Linked DNA regions of Homo sapiens: region 1 is linked to region 2. A link is a loop called in an ENCODE intact Hi-C map of the cell type or tissue named here. Cell type or tissue: heart right ventricle. All regions are shown on one strand. Links, peaks and the distances in the headings refer to the core of each region. The heading gives the core; the rest is flanking DNA.

What was found. Peaks named below come from ENCODE experiments on the same cell type or tissue, not always from the same donor. Only the 100,000 strongest peaks of a DNase experiment are listed, where the experiment ranks them.
Region 1: it touches region 2 in a loop (2.2-fold over the local background); 40 of 110 quality-filtered maps call a loop at or near these places.

Annotation. Positions count from the first base shown.
Region 1 is chr7:33,044,472-33,054,753 of GRCh38, forward strand. All of the region lies in intron 1 of NT5C3A (5'-nucleotidase, cytosolic IIIA), which reads right to left. It also overlaps the pseudogene RN7SL505P. Among named protein-coding and RNA genes, the nearest start is that of NT5C3A, 13 kb to the right of the region's middle. In heart right ventricle, for the core only: a CTCF peak has its summit at 6,453 (motif pointing left); no DNase peak of the experiment used is centred there; H3K27ac peaks cover 1,382 bases.
Region 2 is chr7:32,937,263-32,948,002 of GRCh38, forward strand. It overlaps the pseudogene RP9P. Among named protein-coding and RNA genes, the nearest start is that of FKBP9, 15 kb to the right of the region's middle. RefSeq lists an enhancer at 3,762-4,650 and silencers at 5,300-5,459, 5,650-6,059. In heart right ventricle, for the core only: CTCF peaks have their summits at 5,983 (motif pointing left) and 6,192; DNase peaks (open chromatin) are centred at 5,339, 5,589 and 5,969; H3K4me3 peaks cover 2,630 bases; H3K27ac peaks cover 3,589 bases.

The sequences.
Region 1 (10,282 bases), core at 2,283-10,282, 110 kb after region 2:
CACCTCTGTACACAATAAATGGGGCCTGTTGCCTTGGAGTTTTATTTACTCATTGACATAGAAACAGAAATCACTCCTATCACTCCTAGCGGCAAACTCTGGATCTGAAATTCATATGTCAAAGAGCACAGCACTTGTACAGAATTCACAAATGGAAGATTTTTTTTCCTCCCCTTTTAACGCTGAAACTGGATGTCTTTATCAATGGAAAAAGGGATATCCATTTTTATTTCTGAGTAACTAGTTAAGAGCTTTTTAGATAGTCAATTATTCAATCAACTTGAAAAACTAAAAATTATCACTTCATATTTTGCCATCAAAAGATTTCTTAGAAATTCCAAATAATGAAAAAACAAAAAGCCCACAGAAAACCAAATATATGAATTTAAGCTTTAATAACTTATTATTTGTCTTTAACATTGAGACAGGGAAGTAAACAAAGGTACTGCATTAATTAAAAGTTGCATGTAAAAGAAATCACATCATAATCCCACATAAAACTTGTAGCAAGTATTTTTACTTCTCAACAATACAATCTACACTTGCCTACTAATTTACAGTTGGGCTACTATAATCCAATTACCTTTCCAACAAGGAATGTATTTTTAAACTTAAATTGGATGACACCCTAGGAAGTTATTCCAAACAAAACAATGAAGCTGCCATATACGGAAGACAATTTAGTAGAAGATGAGATGCAATAGTCTCTATACTGACTCTTGCAAAACTTGTTCTTGCTAATTGCTGCATGATGTAAATAGAAAGATGATTTTTTTAAACATGCAAAACATCAGTCTAGGTATGTGACTTCTCTTCAAACTTCCCTGAAGACAACAGTGAACTGACTTCAATATTATGACTATTCAAAATAGAACTGAAACAAGGTACTATAAATGTTTATATGAATACGGTTTAAAATGTATAAGGAGCAGAAAACAGAGATGAAATAATCATTTATCATATTTTTTGAAAATGAATGGCAAATGAAAAATTTTTTTTTTTTTTTGAGACGGAGTCTCACTCTGTCACCCAGGCTGGAGTGCAGTGGCACGATCTCGGCTCACTGCAATCTCCGCCTCCTGAGTTCAAGCGATTCTTCTGCCTCAGCCTCCCGAGTAGCTGGGACTACAGGCGTGCGCCACCACACCTGGCTAATTTTTGTATTTTTAGTAGAGATGGGGTTTCGCCATGTTGTCAGGCTGGTCTCGATCTCCTGACCTCATGATCCGCCCACCTTGGCCTCCCAAAGTGCTGGGATTACAGGCGTGAGCCACCGCACCCGGCCCTCATTTTTTTTTTTAATTAAAATTTTTTTTAAAAAAACATAGAGACAGGGTCTCATTATGTTGCCCAGGCTGTAGTACGGTGGCTATTCACAGGCATGACCCCACCACTGATCAGCTTAGGAGTATGGACCTGCTCTGTTTTCAACCAGGGCTAGTTCACCCCTCCTCAGGCAACCTGGTGGTCCCCTGCTCCCAGGAGGTTCCTATATTGATGCCGAACTTAGTGCAGACACTTGATTGGCACAGCACACTAAAGCTTGGAACTCCTGGGCTCAAGTGATCCTTTCACCTCAACCTCCCAGGGACCATAGGCGCTAGGCCAGTACGCCCAGCCTCATGTTTTTTATCATTTAAGATCACTGCAAAAACTTATCCTAGTAGATGACTGTGAGTGAGACTGATTGCAGCCTTATGAATTTACAGACATATGTATATGCAAACTGATGAGAACCTATGGTTCCCATCTCAATGTATTTCTTAAACTTTGCAAAAATCTAGGCCTGGGGCTGAGGCTCACATCTGTAATCCCAGCACCTTGGGAAGTCGAGGTAGAAGGATTGCTTGAGCCCAGGAGTTTGAGACCAGCCTGGGCAACATACAGAGGCCCTGTATCCACAAAAAATGTTAAAAAATTAGCCAAGTGTGGTGGCATGTGCCTGTAGCCCCAACTTCTCAGGAGGCTGAGGTGGAAGGATCACTTCAGCCCAGAAGGTAGAGGCTGCAGTACAATCATGCCACTGCACTTCAGCCTGTGTGACAGGGGGAGGTTGTCTCAAAAAAAAAAAAATTGCAAAAATCTAGATCAAGTAATTTAATTTTCAAAAACTCAAGTAAAATTGTTGAACATGAACTATATCTTTTTTACTTTCTTACTTAAAAAGCATTAAATTCTGTTTTAAACTTTTAGCAGAAATGACACTGATGTTACAATAGGTAGGTCAGGTTCAAGAAAATAGGATGTAAGACAATAACATAAATGAAGGGAGTCTTTCCTGGCTCTCCTTTCAAATGCCATATGTTTGAATATTTCAAGATGCTTAGCACTGACTTTTTTTTTTTTTTTGGAGATGGAGTCTCATTCTGTCGCCCAAGCTGGAGTGCAGTGGTGCAATCTTGGCTCACTGCAGCCTCTGCTTCCCGGGTTCAAACAATTCTACTGCCTTAGCCTCTGGAGTAGTGGGGACCACAGGTGCACCCTGCCACACCTGGCTTCTTTTTTTTTTTTTTTTAAGAGTCGGGTCTTGCTATGGGGTGTAGTAGGTTGGTCTTGAACTCCTATGCTCAAGCGATCCTCTCACCTCAGCCTCCCGAATCTTTTTATTTTATTATAGCTGAATCTCTATGATTGAAATGAAACAAGATGAAAAGCTTTCTGTTTTAATTTTGGACTCCTTCTACATCTCACAATTGGTATTCCTGCCCTTAAAAAGAAACAAACAATATTGTTTAAGATCACTATTTTGTTATAAGTTAAATTAAAAATGGCAAAAAGGTAATGCAATTTAAGCTTTTATTATTGGTGCACTATATCGAGTACATCTAAATGAGGAGTAAAAAGTTAAGATTTAACTTACTACCCTTCCTTCTTACTGTGCCACATAAACACATTAAGTAAATACTAAGGCAAGAGAACAATAAACAAAATTATTTTGAGATTTAAATTCATGAATTAATAGTAACTAGTAGCAAAATTATCTGAAATCATATGAAGGACTGGCGGGTGATAACTTGAGTTGAATACTATGCATCAATTAAATACATTTTTAAATAGTTATGATATCCATGTGATATAATAGCATAAATACAATATAGTTATGAAAATATAAGTATAAATTTATAAACAAATTAAGTAAACAATCTTGATTTAAAACATTACAGAATGACTTCATTTGGGTAAAAAAATTATACTTAATTATATACATAGAAAAATAAAGGAAGTACACTTACTAAAACGGGGGTCTTTTAAGGTGGTGAAAATTATAGATTTCTTTTGCTCATCTAGATTCACTTTTATATCAACGTGTATTGTATGATATAAAAAGAATCAATACAAAATAAAATAGATAAATTATTTATTTATTTGAGACAGGGTCTCACTCTATCACCCAGACTGGAGTGCAGTGGTATGATCTTAGCTTACCAGCCTCAACCTTCTGGGGTCAAGTGATCCTCCTGCCTCAGCCTCTCAAGTAGCTGGAACTATAGGCATGTGCCACCACACCTGGCTTTTATATGTGTATGTGTGTGTGTGTGTGTGTGTCTTTTGATTTCTTACTTAAATAGGATTAAATTCTGTATTTAAATAAACTTTTAGAGGAAATGACATTTATGTTGCAATAGGTAGGTCAGGTCCAAGAAAACAGGATGTAAGATAATACCATAAATGGCGTCTTCATTTATAGTATTGATACATTTGATTTGTGTGTGTGTGTGTGTGTGTGGTTTTTTTTTGATGTATTTGATTTTTAGTAGAGATGAGGTCCCCTTATTTTGCCCAGGCTGGTCTCTAACTCTTAGGCTCAGGTGATCCTCCTGCCTCCACCTCCCAACGTGCTGGGATTACAGGTATGAGCCACCTTGCCCGGCCTGGTAAATAGTTTAAAATAAACAAATTCCTTATAAAAAGCTGGATCATAATTCAGGTACTCATGAGTCCAATTATTAAGACTTCTTTAAAGTTAGGTCACATGACTGGAAACCCATGAATGTGGACCTCATAAGTTAGTTTTCTGAAATCTATAGTGAATCACATGATCGATCTATGCTTGCTATAAGTGTACTAGAGGGGATTCAAAAGTGGGTAAAACATATATGAAAGCTTTATTATCTATAGTAACTTATGTTTCTTGCATAGTTTTAGCCAAATTAAATTTCAGTAGCTCAAAATTAAATAATTATATATGCAATGCCTCCAAGACCCCCGGGTCACTTTAATCATCTCCAATGATTATGGCAGGCATTCAGGGGATCAGGCCCTGTTTTCTACAGTGCTAAGTGCTCAGGTTACAAATTGTTGCTCAAAATTTGGCATAATGCTGGATATCTCCCCATATCCCATCTTTTTAAACTTTAAGAAAGATGTATGACATCACCAAACATTCTGCTATCTCCAAATCTGAGGGCTCAAATGGAATATTGTTTAGAGATAATTTTTTAATGCATTACATAATTAAATCTACTTTAAGAGAGTATCATGTCTAAAAGTAAGTTGAACAAAATTAGCTTTATTAACAGAAGGGAGAAGATAGGACAATATGTATTGAATAACTACTACGTGGTAAGCACTGTTTACAACTTTATGTATATCATCTCTTTTTCAATCTTAATCCAGGAAGGCACTTAGAATAGTATACTGTTAGAATTCTCCAAAATATAATTACTTTAAAACATCAAGTGAAATAAAATACAAACACTAAGAACATATTCTTTATTAATTATTATTATTAGGCCTTATAGCAACATTGCCTGACAAAGTCAAAATACATTCTTAATATAATACCCTGAAGTAAACAAGGCATAAGAGTATTTAGGTGAATCATCCCCATTCTAGATAACTGGAAATTGAAGCTTAGAAAAGTTTAGTATCTTGTCCAAGGATAAACCATTAAAATGTGGCAGAGCTGAGATTTGAACCAAGGACTTACCAACTACTAAACTTTCAAAGACCACCCCATTCCCTTACAAGATTGTCTTCTGTTCAAGCCATAGATTCTATAACTTGTTAAAGGAAAAAGATACTGTATATCATTACTAAATAAGCCACACACAAAGAATTACAGAATAAAAATTATGGAACACTAGAGTTTCCTATCTTACCAAAATTAGGAACATGTGACAAAATCTCTTTTATGTACATATTGTACACAAAATAGAATTTTTATTCTATTTATCTAGCTTAGAAAGACATCAAAATTTTAAAAATTGACAACAGGCCGGGCACAGTGGCTCACGGCTGTAATCCCAGCACTTTGGGAGACCGAGACAGGCAGATCACAAGGTCAGGAGATCGAGACCATCCTGGCTAACACGGTGAAACCCCGTCTCTACTAAAAATACAAAAAAATTAGCCAGGCGTGGTGGCAGGTGACTGTAGTCCCAGCTATTTGGGAGGCTGAGGCGAGAGAATGGCGTGAACCCGGGAGATGGAGCTTGCAGTGAGCCAAGATCGCACCACTGCACTCCAGCCTGGGCGACAGAGGGAGACTCCATCTCAAAAAAAAAAAAAAAAAAAAAAATTACATAAAAATTGGCAACAAATGTACACCTGCTTAAATTACCCAAACAGGGAAACTTTATCCAAAAGCTTCAGAGTACAAGAATCAAACGAATGCTGACTGTGCTACTTAACTAGCTATTTCCTAAGTGAGTTAACAGAAAATTAGGAAAGTAACTACAGCTAGACTGTGTTTTAAGGACTAAATAAATGCGTAGAGTATACTTGGTCAACGTAGGCACCTCTAAATTTTAGTTTTTCCCTAGTTACCAAACAATAGCACAGTGCCAAATTAACCCAAATGGGAGTCAGTTTCTAACTGCTTTCTAGTTCTAGTCCCAGTGAAGCCTCCTTTTTTCTTAAGCCGACTATAGTAAGTTTCTATTTTGCAACATTTTGCTATGCTGTATATAATGCTTGGGTTCTCAACTTTTTCCTGTCTCACTGAATTTTATCTAGCAACTTGTTCCCTTAGAACCCTAACCATTTGACAGAGAAATCCAGATAGACTGAAAAACTGATCTTTTTCACTGGGAAAAGTCTGCCTAACTAATGATATCGGAGATAAGGCAAAGGAGAAGGCTATGCCTTCTGACAAGGCAGTAGAGAAGACAGAATGGGGACAGGAAGGATCTTGCAAGCACTGGCTCTCTACTTCCACCTAATTACAAGAAGGAACTTGGCAAACAAATGAAGCAACTCTTTAATGAACTGCTAAACTACTTTGTAATCTATCAGCACCTTGAAAATGAGGAAGATAAACAACATATATGAAAAAAATGACAAAATGGCATTTAAGTCTATAATGGCAGAAAGTTGTCTTACTTGGTTTAAATTGTATAGATTAATGGTTTAAGCAACTCTGAGAGTTAACATAAAAGTGCGTAACACAAGAAAGATAATTTGATATAGAATAGCAGTGTGTCACAATGGCCAGAGAAGTCTGCCACCTGCTGATGGAAAAACTGAATTGTATAGATTTCCCTACTGCTGTTTTTAAGGAGAGAAAAAAAACCTATCAGGTATGGTTTAATGACATTACATGTCAAGTTGTTAGGCTGAAGATATAAACTACAACCTCTAATTTAAAAGAGAATAAAGATTAAAATAGGACTTAAGATTCTTTATATATCTCTCTCTTTAATAACTCTCTCTAAATATGTAATACCTGAACTATTTTTATTTTTATTTTTTATTTATTTATTTTTTTTGAGATGGAGTCTCACTCTGTTGCCCAGGCTGGAGTGCAATGGTGCAATCTTGGCTCACTGCAACCTCTGCTTCTGGGGTTCAAGTGATTCTCCTGCCTCAGCCTCTTGGGTAGCAGGGATTACAGGCATCTGCCACCACTCCCAGATAATTTTTGTATTTTTAGTATAGATGGGGTTTCACCATGTTGGTCAGGGTGGTCTCGAACTCCTGACTTTGTGATCCGCCCGCCTCGGCCTCCCAAAGTGCTGGGATTATAGGCGTTAGCTACCACGCCTGGCCAACTGAACTATTTTTAAAGCAAACAAAAGAGGTAAATATGGAAACTATTTAACATAAAATACACAGGAACATTCAAACTACTATGAACATTAAGGATAATCCAAAACACTGTGCAAAAAATATAAAGTCCTATAGATTTCACCTCTGCAATCCATCTCTTTTCTGTCTTCCTCTTTCTACTGCTCCCATAACAGTTTAATACTTCATTATCTTTAATACAGGCTTATTTTAATTCCTGCTCCCCACCTCCAGATTCTAATAATATTAATTTAGTGCGTGCTCAGTTATCAGTTTAATTGTATCAAAACACATTCCAGATGGTATCACTTATTTTAAAAACCATACCCAAAGCCTCTCTAGCAAATAAATTGCAAATATCTTATACTAATAGAGATGTTCTACAATGTGGTCCCAACACACTTTAAAAAATCTTGTTGCTTTTAAAAAACCGATTTAAAAAATATATAAAAGCAATACATGCTCATGATATGTCAAACAATATAAAAAGTTAAAGGATGAAAAAGTTGAAGTCTCCCTTCCTGGTCTCATCCTCCCAAGTCCACTGTCATTAGTAAAACTAGAAACAGCTTCTAAAGTTTTTGTTTTGTTTTGTTTTGTTTTGTTTTTTAATTTCCAATGACATAAGGATATACATGTGTATTTCTTTTGGGAGCACAACTGTTCTGCAACTTGCCTTTTCCCCTTGTCACCATTTCTTGAGCTTTTTAAAATGTTAACATAGCCCGGTACAGTGGCTCACACCTGTAATCCAAGCACTTTGGGAGGCTGAGGCAGGTGGATCACCTGAGGTCAGGAGTTCGAGACCAGCTTGGCCAACATGGTGAAACCTCGTCTCTACTAAAAATACAAAATTAGCCAGGCGTGGTAGCAGGTGCCTGTAATACCAACTACTCAGGTGGCTGAGGCACCACGAGTATCACTTGAAGCTGGGAGACAGAGGTTGCAGTGAGCCAAGATCGCATCACTACACTCCAGCCTGGGCAACAGAGAGAGACTCGGTCTCAAAAAAAAAAAAAAAAAAAAAAAAAGTTATACAGATTTTTTTTTCACAGCTGCCCAATATTTTATTATACAAATGCACCATCATTCATTTAACCAATGTATACTGCCTTTAATAAAGTAAATGAAAGTACCTATTTTTCTATATCCTCATCACTCTCTCTTTATACAGTAATTGTCTGGCAGCACCGATTCTATTATTTGTGAGCAAGTAACCTGGAAGTTTTGTTACACATAAAATTTGCATTTTGCTGTAGTAAGAATTTTAATTGTTTACTTAAATGATTCTCAAGCTTTAGCACACATCACAATCACCTGCAGGCTTGTTAAAACAGACTGCTGGGTCCAACCTCAAAGTTTCTGATTGTTTGTCTGGAGTAGGACTAGATAACTCGCATATATAACAAGTTCCTGCTCAATGTTGATGCCATGGTCTGGGACCACTCTTTGAGTACCATTGGTGTAAAACACTAGTATATGGGATCCTGTATTTCAAAATAAGGTTTCATCCTTCTCTAGTTGTCATGGTTTATATAACCAGCTCTTAGGAGCCTTAGCCAGGTTGTAAAAAATTGCTGTATTGTAGGAAAAAATGCCCACCTCTTGCCCGCCAATCAATGGCTAGTATTGGTAACCGAGGTGAAGAAAGTAAAAGGATCTAAAGATGTAATGAGCCTGGGCAACATAACAAGACACTGTCTGTTTTTGTTTTTGTTTTTTTTCGAGACAGAGTCTTGCTCTGTTGCCCAGAGCTGGAGTGCAATGGTGTAATTTTGGCTCACGGCAACCTCTGCCTCCCGGGTTCAAGTAATTCTCCTGCCACAGCCTCCTGAGTAGCTGGGATTACAGGTTTGTGCCACCACGCCTGGCTAATTTTTGTATTTTTAGTAGAGACAGGGTTTCACCATGTTGGCCAGGCTGCTCCAGAACTCCTGACCTCAAGATCTGCCCACCTTGGCCTCCCAAAGTGCTGGGATTACAGGCGTGAGCCACCGTGCCCAGCCACAAGACCCTGTCTCTAAAAATAAAATTAGTCAGGCATGGTGGCACATGTCTGTAATCCCAGCTACTTGGGAGGCTGAGGGGGGAAGACGGTTTGAGCCCAGGAGGTCGAGGTTGCAATGAGCTATGATTGTACCACTGCACTCCAGCCTGGCTCACAGACTGTGATCCCATTTCTTAAAATAAATAAATAAATGACTGAAAGAAAGAAAGAAAGAAGTAATGGCTTTTAGTCAGAAAAAAATTTGTGAATAAATTTAAAATTAAGTATCCAGTTCAAAGGGGACTCCATCTGTTAGGTAAATGAATTCACAACAAAAGGAAAGAGAAAAAAAATTGTAAAGCTAAAACTGTTTCAGGAAGGAGCTGTTTCTAGCTAATATACAAGTAGCTCACTAGATAAGAGAACAACTTTGCATTAAAGTTGAAAATGTGGTTAACTTGTGGCATATGGATAATCTACAGGAAACCTGACAAACATGATTTGAAAGGACAAAGTCATACATGCCTGGTACAAACATTTCCACGTTTACAAATTTGGGAATTCAAGATCATCTTGAATATAGCCTTTGATAATGTTGAGTTTAATGGGCTGGGCATGGTGGCACATGTCTGTAATCCCAGCACTTTGGGAGGTAGAGGTAGGAGGATCGCTTAAGCCAGGAGTTTGAGACCAGGTGGGCAACATGGCAAAACCCCATCTCTACAAAAAATACAAAAATAAGCCAGGCATGGTGGCATGCACCTGTAGTCCCAGCTACCTGGGAGGCTGAAGTAGGAGGATCACTTGAGTCAAGCAGGTCAAAGCTGCAGTGAGCCATGATGGTGCCACTGCACTCCAGCCTGGGTGGCAGAGTAAGACCCTGCCTCAAAAAAAAAAAAAAAGAATTTAATGTATTTCTCTGTTTTTCAAACTGGAACAATCATGATTTTTATCCTTCAAACATCACCACAGCCATGAATCATTATGCAATGTCATTTCCTGTTTCTTTATCACATAGCCTTTTGTTGCTATGTCTCACAACCTTACACAGGTTGAGAGTATCCTTTACCCAAACTGCTTGGGACCAGATTTCGGGTATTTTGGGATTTTGGAATATTTGCACATACATTATATCTTGGGGATGGTGCCCAAGTTTAAATATGAAATTCATTTATGTTTCACATCTACCTTATATACATGGCCTAAAAGTAATTTTATAAAATATTTTACACAATTTTGTGGCTAAAACAAATTTGTGTACTCTTAACCATCAGAAAGCAAAGGTGT
Region 2 (10,740 bases), core at 1,100-9,099:
CTATGTCAACCCCCCAAAAAGAAAAACGAAGGCAAAATTAATGTCAGTAGAGTTCATTTGAGCCAAATTTGAGGACTGCAAGCTGGGAGTATCTATTTAAGTTGCCCGGAATATACACTCCTGGGTTGCAGTCCTCAAACTTGGCCCAAAATAAACTCTATACTTATATTAATTTAGCTTCAGTTTTTTCCTTTGGGTCAACATATCTGGCATAGTTGGCAGAATAGGTCCCTCCCTCCACCACTGCCCAGTGTTTCTCTCTGAAAGCGGCACTTGGTACCAACATGAACTCCTATCTCTGACTTTCCTAAGGTCAGGGGATCAGGATTTTTATCTGCCAACACATGGGTCTTAAGTCGCCAATTTACTTTGGTTTGGGGCCAAGGTCTTGTTGCATTGTGACCTTTCATTATGGAAACTGTGCTTGTTTCACCCTGGACCAACCTCTCTTGGAGTCCCTTTTCCTAATTTATGAGAATGAATACTTCCCTCCGAAGATTAAAGGCACTCACTCCCTCTGGCCCATTAGGGAACTCTAAATAATCAGAGACTTGGCGAGGTGCCAGGACTTTGTCCATAACATTCAGTGGCCTTACAGGGTTTCCTCTGTGAGAACATCTGTACCCTCTCACCCTGCCAGTGAGTGTGCATAAAGGCTGGTCATCTTGCATTTGTGAGTCCTCTGTGACCTTCAGGGGATTCAGCGTTTCTGAGACACATAAGAGAGGAGACCTGACTTACTGGTGACACACCGAAGTGATACACTCACAAGCGGCACATTTAGGCCCAAAACACTGCTCAGAGTCATGAATGATTCAGGTCTCTAAATTATGGGTAACAAATCATCCGGGTCTGAGGACTCCCCAAGGAGGCACCCTCCCTCGGAGACACCAGCTGGTTTTATGTGCAATACCTGCTGAGTTTCATCTTATAAGTATTTGCACACATTGGCCCACATGACTCGAGAGGACCCCAAATTATGATGGCCAATATAGGGGTCCTTTGAAAGGCCTAAAGTAATTCAATTTTCTGCACAATTGGGAAAAGCTGGGTTTAGAACCAGACAAATTAAATGGGAAATCTCCTTTCTGTTTGCCCTGGCTGAAATCTGCTCATGAGAGATATAAAAAAATTTTTTTAAAGAGCTGTGTGGTCGGCCGGGCGCAGTGGCTCACGCCTGTAATCCCAGCACTTTCGGAGGCTGAGTTGGGTGGATCATGAGGTCAGAAGTTCGAGACTAGCCTGACCAACATGGTGAAACCCCATCTCTACCAAAGATACAAAAATTAGTCAGCTGTGGTGGCGCACGCCTGTAATCCCAGCTACTCTGGAGGCTGAGGCAGGAGAATCACTTGAACCTGGGAGGTGGAGGTTGCAGTGAGCCAAAATCATGCCACTGCACTCCAGCCTGGGTGACAGAGTGAGACTCCATCTCAAAAAAAAAAAAAAAAAAAAAAAAAAAGCTCTGTGGTCAGAGTCAGCTGCTTAATTAAAGGCTGACATTCAGGCTATAATTTTTTTTTTTTTTTTTTTTGAGAACTAAAAAAGGCCCTTCTGCTTTTTCTCTTTTCGATCTTATTCCTGATAATATTTTTCAGTCGACTGAAACCCCTTTTAAAAAAATGTTGGAGGCCACTGTTTGCTTCCTACCTTGTTGGCATTATTTTGGTTGAGAAAAATGTAAAACTTCATTGGCCTTTTAGAAAGCTTAAAATCTCCCAAACTGGCCCCTCTAATACTTAACTCTTCCATTTCCTTCCACTTCTGCTCCTTCTCCCTTTTGCCATCTTGAACACATAGGAGACTTCTGGCACTCCTGAGACCCCTTGAGTACACGGAAAAAGGGGCCATGCCCACCCTTTTTTGGGGTCTTCAGTCTTTCTCATGGAATCTAAGAGTCATGAGTAGGCTTCTCTCAGGTCTGTGGCTCTGCTCTATTTTGCACGGAGTTTCTGGATCTCTGGCTTTTGGAGTATGAGGTATTACTTTGTATTGTGGTGGAGAACTTGACATTTTCATGTGTGATGGCTGGCAAGTCACTGGCAAAAGCTGCAGTTTTGGAAGTGGCTGACAGCTGTTGCAGTGAATGGTCACTACTGAAGGAGGCAACTTGTTTCTTTGCCTGTTTAGATTTAAAAGGTGTGCTTTGAACACTTGAAGACTCCTGTGGGAGAGAGGCTGACTGCAGAGTGGACTGATGGAGTCAGGTCGCCCACCAGCCTCTGTGAAATGTCCTTGTATTGAGGAAAACTGTGGAAAGAATTCACACTGGTTCAGTCGTATTTCCCTCTTCTTGGGGACCTGGGATTCAATGTAAAAGTAGAATCCTTAAATTTTAAAGATCTGAATGTTCTGCCTTTCAGCTGTGCCTGCTTTTCACATATTTAAATATTAGGCCCTGAAAACTGCAACTTCTTTCACTGTCCTATTCATTAAGAGGCTCCATCCTGAAGTCAGAAATCTCATTAAGAAACAATCGATCTGGCTCACGCCTGTAATCCCAGCACTTTGGAAGGCCGAGACAGGCAGATCACTTGAGTATGGGAGTTCGAGACCAGCCTGAACAACATGGCGAAACCCTCTCTCTACTAAAAATACAAAAATTAGCTGGGTGTGGTAGCAGGTGCCTGTAATCTCAGCTACTCCAGCTACTCAAGAGGCTGAGGCACGAGAATCTCTTTTTTTTTTTTTTTTTTTTTTTTTTTTTTTTTTTTGAGACGGAGTCTCGCTTTGTCACCCAGGCTGGAGTGCAGTGGCACCATCTCGGCTCACTGCAAGCTCCGCCTCCCGGGTTCATGCCATTCTCCTGCCTCAGCCTCCCGAGCAGCTGGGACTACAGGTGTCCGCCACCACGCCCGGCTAATTTTTTGTATTTTTAGTAGAGACGAGATTTCACCACGTTAGCCAGGATGGTCTCAATCTCCTGACCTCGTGATCCGCCGGCCTCGGCCTCCCAAAGTGCTGGGTTTACAGGCGTGAGCCACCGCGCCCGGCAGAGAACCTCTTGAACCCGGGAAGCAGAAGTTGCAGTGAGCTGAGATAGCGCCACTGCACTCCAGCCTGGGCAAAAGAGGGAGACTCTGCCTCAAAAAAAAAGAAGAACAAGAAGAAGAAGAAGAAACAATCTATCAAACTAAATCAGTTGACAAAATGCAACTTCCTGACATTTAGCTGGCTACTTTGAAACTCTGTTTAAAAAAAAAAAAAATAGTCTTGCTCTGTCGCCCAGGCTGGAGTGCAGTGGCAGGATCTCGACTCAACACAACCTCCGCCTCCAGGTTCAAGCGATTCTCGTGCCTCAGCCTATTCAGTAGCTGGGATTACAGGCGTGCGCCACCAAGCCTGTCTAATTTTTATATTTTTAGTAGAGACAGGGTTTTGTCATGTTGGCCAGGCTGGTCTCCAGCTCCCGATCTCAAGTGATCTGCCCACCTCAGCCTCCCAAAGTGCTGGGATTAAGGGCGTGAGCCAAAGGCGCCCAGCCTGAAACTCTTTATAAAAGAAATCTACCGCCGGGCACTGTGGCTCAAGCCTGTAATCCCAGCACTTTGGGAGGCCAAGGCGGGTGGATCACCTGAGGTCACGAGTTCGAGGTCAGCCTGGCCAACACGGTGAAACCCCATCTCTACTAAAAATACAAAAAAAAAAAAAATTAGCTGGGTGTGGTGGCACACACCTGTAACCCCAGCTACTTGGGAGGCTGAGGCAGGAGAATCATTTGCACCTGGGAGGTGGAGGTTGCAGTGAGTCGAGATCGTGTCAATACACTCCAGCCTGGGTGACCGAGGGAAACTCCGTCTCAGAAAAGAAAAAAATAAAAAAAAGAAAGAAAGAAAAAAAAAAAAAGAAAAAAAACCTCCTTTTGTAAGGGCATCTCCCTCGGTGGACCTAAACCACTAGAAAATTTCAGGATGGGGAAGACATTGGTTTAAAGTTTACATAACAAACGGTACGGTACCTCTGTTTAAAATACTTTTCCTGGTAATTTTAACCAGTTTGTAACCTATGCCTTTCTTTGTCTCAGCAAATAATTCTGTTTAGGTACAAGTTCTGTGTCTTTTAGATGTAAATTTTTTACTTTGTTTCATCTAATAGTCTTTTGAAAGTGCAAGCTTAGGGTTGCCTAGCTACTAATTACTTAGGGTAGTGGAAAAGATAATCAAGAGACTGATCCTCTAAAGTGGACGATCACTAAGTGGAGGATCACTAAGTAGACGATCTAACTGGATGATCACTTCAGACGATCATCTGAAGTGGGCATAGACTATTAGAAAACTGGCTAATGAAGAATCTTATAAAAGATCTGCTTCTGTTTGTCTGTATGCCTATGTTTATATGTGTTACAGGCATGTGACATTTCATTACCAAAATACATGAAAAAGCTCAAATTAATTGGCATCAAAATATGCCACCCTGACATACTGATGACTCTGAGCTAAAAGAAACAGAACCAGCCAACACAGGAAAACTTCACCTCGCCGGCAACTGCTCCCCTTTTGTAAAGAGAAATTTACATCTTTAAAGGAAATTTCCATGAGTAAACGTATCTGTATCAGAAAGAGAGCTGCCTGGAGACAGCTTTTATCACCTGGGAGCCTAACAAAGCAACCTTTATTCATCATACATTTTGACCCTTCCATAATTTGTCTCCACCACGCCCCAAAAGGCCCATGCTCCTATTCCCTGGCCCTTCTTTCAGTCTCCCACTTTTGTGGCCCTCCAGTGCATGGGTATGTAAAAATAGTTTTTCTCTTGTTAATCTGTCTTATGACAATTTAATCTGTGGCCCAGCTAAAGAACCTAGAAGCGTAGGGGGAAGCCATATCTCCCTCCCCCACCTTTGAATCTTCTTTACACCACACTCTCCCGGGTCATCTGGACCCTCCTTGAACTGGAGCCACGGGAGCGCAAGGCCTCCCAAGTCAGGGCCCGAATTCCGCGTGGTGCCAAACGGCAGCTGGCTCCCTGAATGCCCACCCTGAACCCTGGTAAAAAATAAAAAAAACAACAACAAAATTCCCTCCAACCCGGAGAAAACAAGTCCGCCTCTGTTCTACCTAGCAGCGCCGTGGCCAGTCCCCGCCGCCCATTCTCTCTTCTTCCGGGCCTCGCCACACCAACACTGCAGGACCCGTGTCCTCGTCCCTTCTCCGTAGCAGAGGATGAAAAGAACGGGGTTTCTCCATGTCGCAGTGGCCCAGGGAACTCAGAGGTGGAGCGCGGGGGCAGCGTGCTCGGTTGAACTTGCCTGTTCGGTCCACAAATGCCGAGCAAGCGCCAATAACTCTTGGCTTCCCCAAAAGAGGCGACGCCCACACCAAAGCGGGGGCGAGGAGCGCAAGCCGCTGCCGCCTCCCCGGGCCGAGGCCCCCGCCCACCCGCGCCGCGGCCTCCAGGGCCCCTCCGTGGCCGGGCGGGCCTCGCTCCCCACCCAGTGAGGACTAGAAGTCCCGTCGCAGGCACTAGGTTCCTCACAGGCCCGCACCCCTGCCTGGGTCCTGGGGGCTTGGAGGACCCAGCCCAGCGCCCAACACGGCGCCGGGCGCCCCTGTTCCCAGAAAACGGGCGGCGCGCGGACTGCGGCCCAGACGGCTGCTCGAGACTCACAAGGACTCCAGGCGCTTGAGCTGCTGCAGCTGCTGGGCGTCGTGCCGCCGCCGCTTCTGCTCCCGGGCCCGCTGCAGTTCCTGATCCAGCGGCTCCCGCGGCCACCACGCGCCCCCAGCCCTCGCATCCTCGCGCCCCGGCCAGGACGACATCGCGGCACCTGCGGCGCGGCTCTGGCTGCGGCCAAGAGGGCACTTCCTCCGTGCGGCGCCCCTTCCCGCCGCCGCCCCGCGACTCGCCCGGGAGGGGCCCCGAAGTCCCGGCCTCGGCCGCCAGATGCCCGCCTGCCCGCGGCCGGCCCCAAGTCAGTGCGCAGAGCCCCAGAGCCCAGCCGCCGGTGGGCGGGGAGCGCCCGCTGGCGGCGGCTGGAGCCGAGGCGGGGCGGGGCCCTGGTTGGGAGCCTGGGGAAGCTTCCAGGAGCTTCAGGGTTCCCGCCAGGCCACACTCATCTCCCTGCCCCTTTGAGGTTCCCGACCGAGGCAAGGGGTCTTGTGCAAGTCAGGTTTGTAGATCCCTAGTGACCAGACCCACGGGAGCTGCTCATTACATAGCAATAGGATTCAGCCATTTTTGGAAGAAAGCAATACTCTGCATATAAATTCTCCAATTTTCAGATCATATGATCCATGCTTAAAACATAGTCAATGTATATTGTATTTAGCAAGGTATAGGTTCTGGAGATGAAAATAAAAGCTACCATACACAGCACTTGTTATGTACCAATCAGCTAAACCCTTAATAAGAATGTCTTTAATCTTAAACTTGTGTTATTACCACCCTTATAGTGATCTACACATTCAGTGCAATCCCTGGCAAAATCCCACTGACTTTTTTTTTTACAGAAATAGGAAAACCAATCCTAAAATTCATATGGAATCTAAACGGACACCTTACCCTGGGCCTCTTACTTGTTTTGCAGCAAGTAGGTGCAAGTAGGTTAATGTGGCATATTACATTTATTGATTTGTGTGTGTTGAACCATCCTTGTATTCCAGGAATCAATTCCATTTGGTCATAGTGCATTACCCTGTTAATAAGGTATTCAACCTGTTTTCCTACCATTTTGTTGAGAATTTTTGCATTAATGTTGATAAGTGATTTGGGGGTGTAGTTTTCTTATAATGTCTTTGTCTGGCTTTGTATCAGGGTAATGCTAGCCTCAATATGAGATAGGAAGTTTTCCTTTCTCTTTAATTTTTTTGGAAATGATTGAAAAGAATTGGTGTTAGTTCTTTTTTTTTTTTTTTTTTTTAAGACAGAGTCTTGCTCTGTTGCCCAGGCTGGAGTGCAGTGGCGTGATCTCGGCTCACTGCAAGCTCTGCCCCCCGGGGTTCACGCCATTCTCTTGCCTCAGCCTCCCAAGTAGCTGAGACCACAGGCGCCCGCCACTGCACCCAGCCAATTTTTTGTATTTTTAGTAGAGACGGGATTCACCATGGTCTCGATCTCCTGACCTTGTGATCCGCCTGCCTCAGCCTCCCAAAGTGCTGGGATTACAGGCATGAGCCACTGCACTCGGCCAAACTGGTGTTAGTTCTTTAAATGTTTGGTAGAATTCACCAGTGAAGCAATTAGGTCCAGAGCTTTTCTTTGGTGGTAAATTTTATTTTTTATTTATTTTTAGAGACTTGCTAAAGTGGCTCATGCCTGTAATCCCAGCACTTTGGGAGGCTGAGGCGGGCAGATCACCTGAGGTCAGGAGTTCGAGACCAGCCTGACCAACATGGAGAAACCCCATCTCCACTAAAAATGCAAAAAATTAGCCGGGCGTAGTGGCACATGCCTGTAATTCCCAGCCACTCGGGAGGCTGAGGTAGGAGAATCGCTTGAACTCGGGAGGCGGAGGTTGCAGTGAGCCAAGATTGCGTCATTGCACTCCAGCCTGAGCAACAAGAGTGAAACTCCATCTAAAAAACAAAAGAAAGAAAGAAAAAAAAGGCAATAACTACAGTTACAAACCATTGTTACAATACTAGGTTTTATAATTACCCGACTATTTATCTTTATTGAGATCCTTATTTCTTCATATAGCTTCTGCTTACTGTCTAGTGTTCTTTTATTTCTTCTTTTTTTAAATTTATTTTTGTCTCATTTTTCCAAGAAAATCTCACTCTGTCACCCAGGTTGGAATGCAGTGGCTCAATCTTGGCTCACTGCAACCTCCGCCCCCAGGGTTCAAGCGATTCTTGTGCCTCAGCCTCCCAAATAGCTGGAATTACAGGCATATGCCACCACGCCCAGCTAATTTTTGTGTTTTTAGTAGAGACGGGGTTTCACCATGTTGGCCAGGCTGTTCTCAAACTCCTGACCTCAAGTGATCCACCTGCCTCGGCCTTCCAAAGTGCTGGGAATACAAGCATGAGCCACGGTGCCTAGCCTAGTGTTCTTTTATTTCAGCCTGTGGAACTCCCTTGAACATTTCTTTCAGGGCTTGTCTAATGGTAATAAACTTCTTTGGCTTTTGTTTATCTTGAAATGTCTCAATTTGTCCCTAATTTTTGAAGGACAGTCTTGCTCGATATAGGACATATGATTGATGGTTTTTCCTTTTAGCAATTTGAATATATTAGCCATGTGCCTTCTGGCCTCTAAAGTCTCTGATGAGAAATCTGCACATAATCTAATTATGGATCCCTTGTCAGATGAGTTGCTTCTCTTGCTGCTTTAAAGATACTCTCTTTGTCTTTGTCTTTCAAAAGTTTGACTATAATGTGTCTTGTTGTGAATCTCTTTGAGTTCATCTTAATTGGAATTTGTTGAACTTCTTGGATTTTTATATTCACGGATTTCATCAAATTTGAGAAGTTTTGGCCATTATTTATTTAAATAGTCTCTGTGCCCCTTTCTATTTCTTTCCTGTTTCCTGGACTCCCACAATGCATAAATTGGTTCACTTGATAATGTCCCATTGGTCCCTTAAGCTCTGTTCACTTTTCCTTCCCTTTTAACTTAATTTTTGTTGTTGTTGTTGTTGTTAGAAATGAAGTCTCACTATGTTGCCCAGGCCGATCCTCAGCAATCCTCCTGCCTCCTGAGTAACTGGAATTACAGTGTATTACAGGGATAGATCATGGCCAATTGCATGGAGATTGTCCATAAGAGCTGGCCAATTTTATGATTATTGGAAGACTTGCATCAGGATAAATAGCTGCTTTTTTTCCCTTTTAGAACATGATTCTTCTTGGATAATACGTTCACATTAATTTTCTATGAAGTGCCACTCTTTCTGAAATTCTTTTGTGATTCTATATACACCAACAGCATTCTCTGTTTTCGCATCTTCTGTGCCATGTTTCTATGTTGTTTGAGGTATACAGAAATCCGTTCCACATGCACTCATATACAGACCACAAATTTAGTGGAGACAGTATCACTGAACAGCAACACCATTGCATAAGTGTCTTCGTTGTTGTTGTTGTAGACAGGGGATCTCACTATGTTGCCCAGACTGGTCTCAAACTCTTGACCTCAGGTGATCCTCCTACCTTGGTCTCCCAAAGCAATGGAATTACATGAGCCACCATGCCTGGTCACATAAGTGTCTTTTTATCCTTCCATACACATAATTATTTTTGAACCAGTGAGAAACTTATCTGGCTTCTTCAGGCAAATGAAGCTTTAATTAAGAAAAAAAAAAAAAACAACTCCTGGAATGTCATCAGCCAGAAGGAATACCAATGCAGGAAAATGATGTGGTTTTGTTGTTGTTGTTTGGTTTTTTGTTGTTATTGTTTGTTTTTTTCTTGAGATGGAGTCTCACTCTGTTGCCCAGGCTGGAGTGCAGTGACATGATCTTGACTCACTGCAATCTCCGCCTCCCAGTTTCAAGCGATTCTCCTGCCTCAGCTGGGATTATAGACATGTACCACCACAACTGGCTAATTTTTGTGTTTTTAGTAGAGACAGGGTTTCACCATGTTGACCAGGCTGATCTTGAACTCCTGATGTCAGGTTATCTGCCCACCTCGGCCTCCCACAGTGCTGGCATCACAGATGTAAGCCACCATGCCTGGCCTTTTTTTTTTTTTTTTTTTTTGAGACAGAGTCTCACTCTGTTGCCCAGGTTGGAGTGCAGTAGCACAATCTCAGCTCACTGCAACCTCTGCCTCCTGGCTTCAAGTGATTCTCATGCCTCAGCCTCCTGAGTAGCTGGTACTACAGGCACACACCACCACTCCTGGCTAATTTTTGTATTTTTAATAGAGATGAGGTTTTGCCATGTTGGCTAGGCTGGTCTCCAACTCCTGACCTCAATTGATCTGCCTACCTCGGCCTCCCAAAGTGCTGGGATTACAGGTGTGAGCCACAGCACCTGGCCCTCTTTTTATATTTTTATATTTTCTATATTTTTTATATTTTTATATTTCTTAAAAAGGTGTTCAGTTAGACAATAATTTTAGCTATGCCAAGGCTGGAGTGCAGAGGCACGATCACAGCTCGTTCCAGCTTTGAATTCCTGGGCTCAAGCAATCCTCCTGCCTCAGCCACCCCAAGTGCTGGGATTATAAGCATGAACCCTTTTATTTAATTCCTTTAGGGTAAAAGAAAAGAAAGAAATTGTCCAGCCATAATCAGTGACCTTAGAGTCAGCAAGCAAGTAGTCTAAAAATGTTAAGATATAATTTTGTGCTGAAACCAATTGAGTCAGGTTTCTCTCACTTGCAATTGAAAGAGTTTTGACTGATTCAAATATTTGCCTTGTTAGATATACAACAACAGTGATTTATTTTCTCACCAAGAAGACCCAGGGATCAATATTTCCACTTAAGCAACTATGCATCAAGGCTCTTTTGAAAATAGCAATGGACCAAAATCCAAATCACGCTGTTTTAAGGAAAAAAAAAAGGAATTTATTGGCTCACATATGTGAAATGTCCACGGGTGAAGCTTCAGGAATGACTGTATCTAGGTGCTGAAATTATACAGTCAGCACTTTCTCCCTCTCTCAGCCTCACCTTCCTTTGTATTGATTTATTCTCATGTAGGTTCTCTCATTGTGGTGGCAAAGATGGACACTAGAAGGCATAGATGGCCACCAATTTAGCAGCCTCCACTGAAAGAAATCTTATTTCCAAAAAACTTAAACTATGCTCATTGACTCAGCAAACATCACGTAGCTCTGAAGGAAAAAAA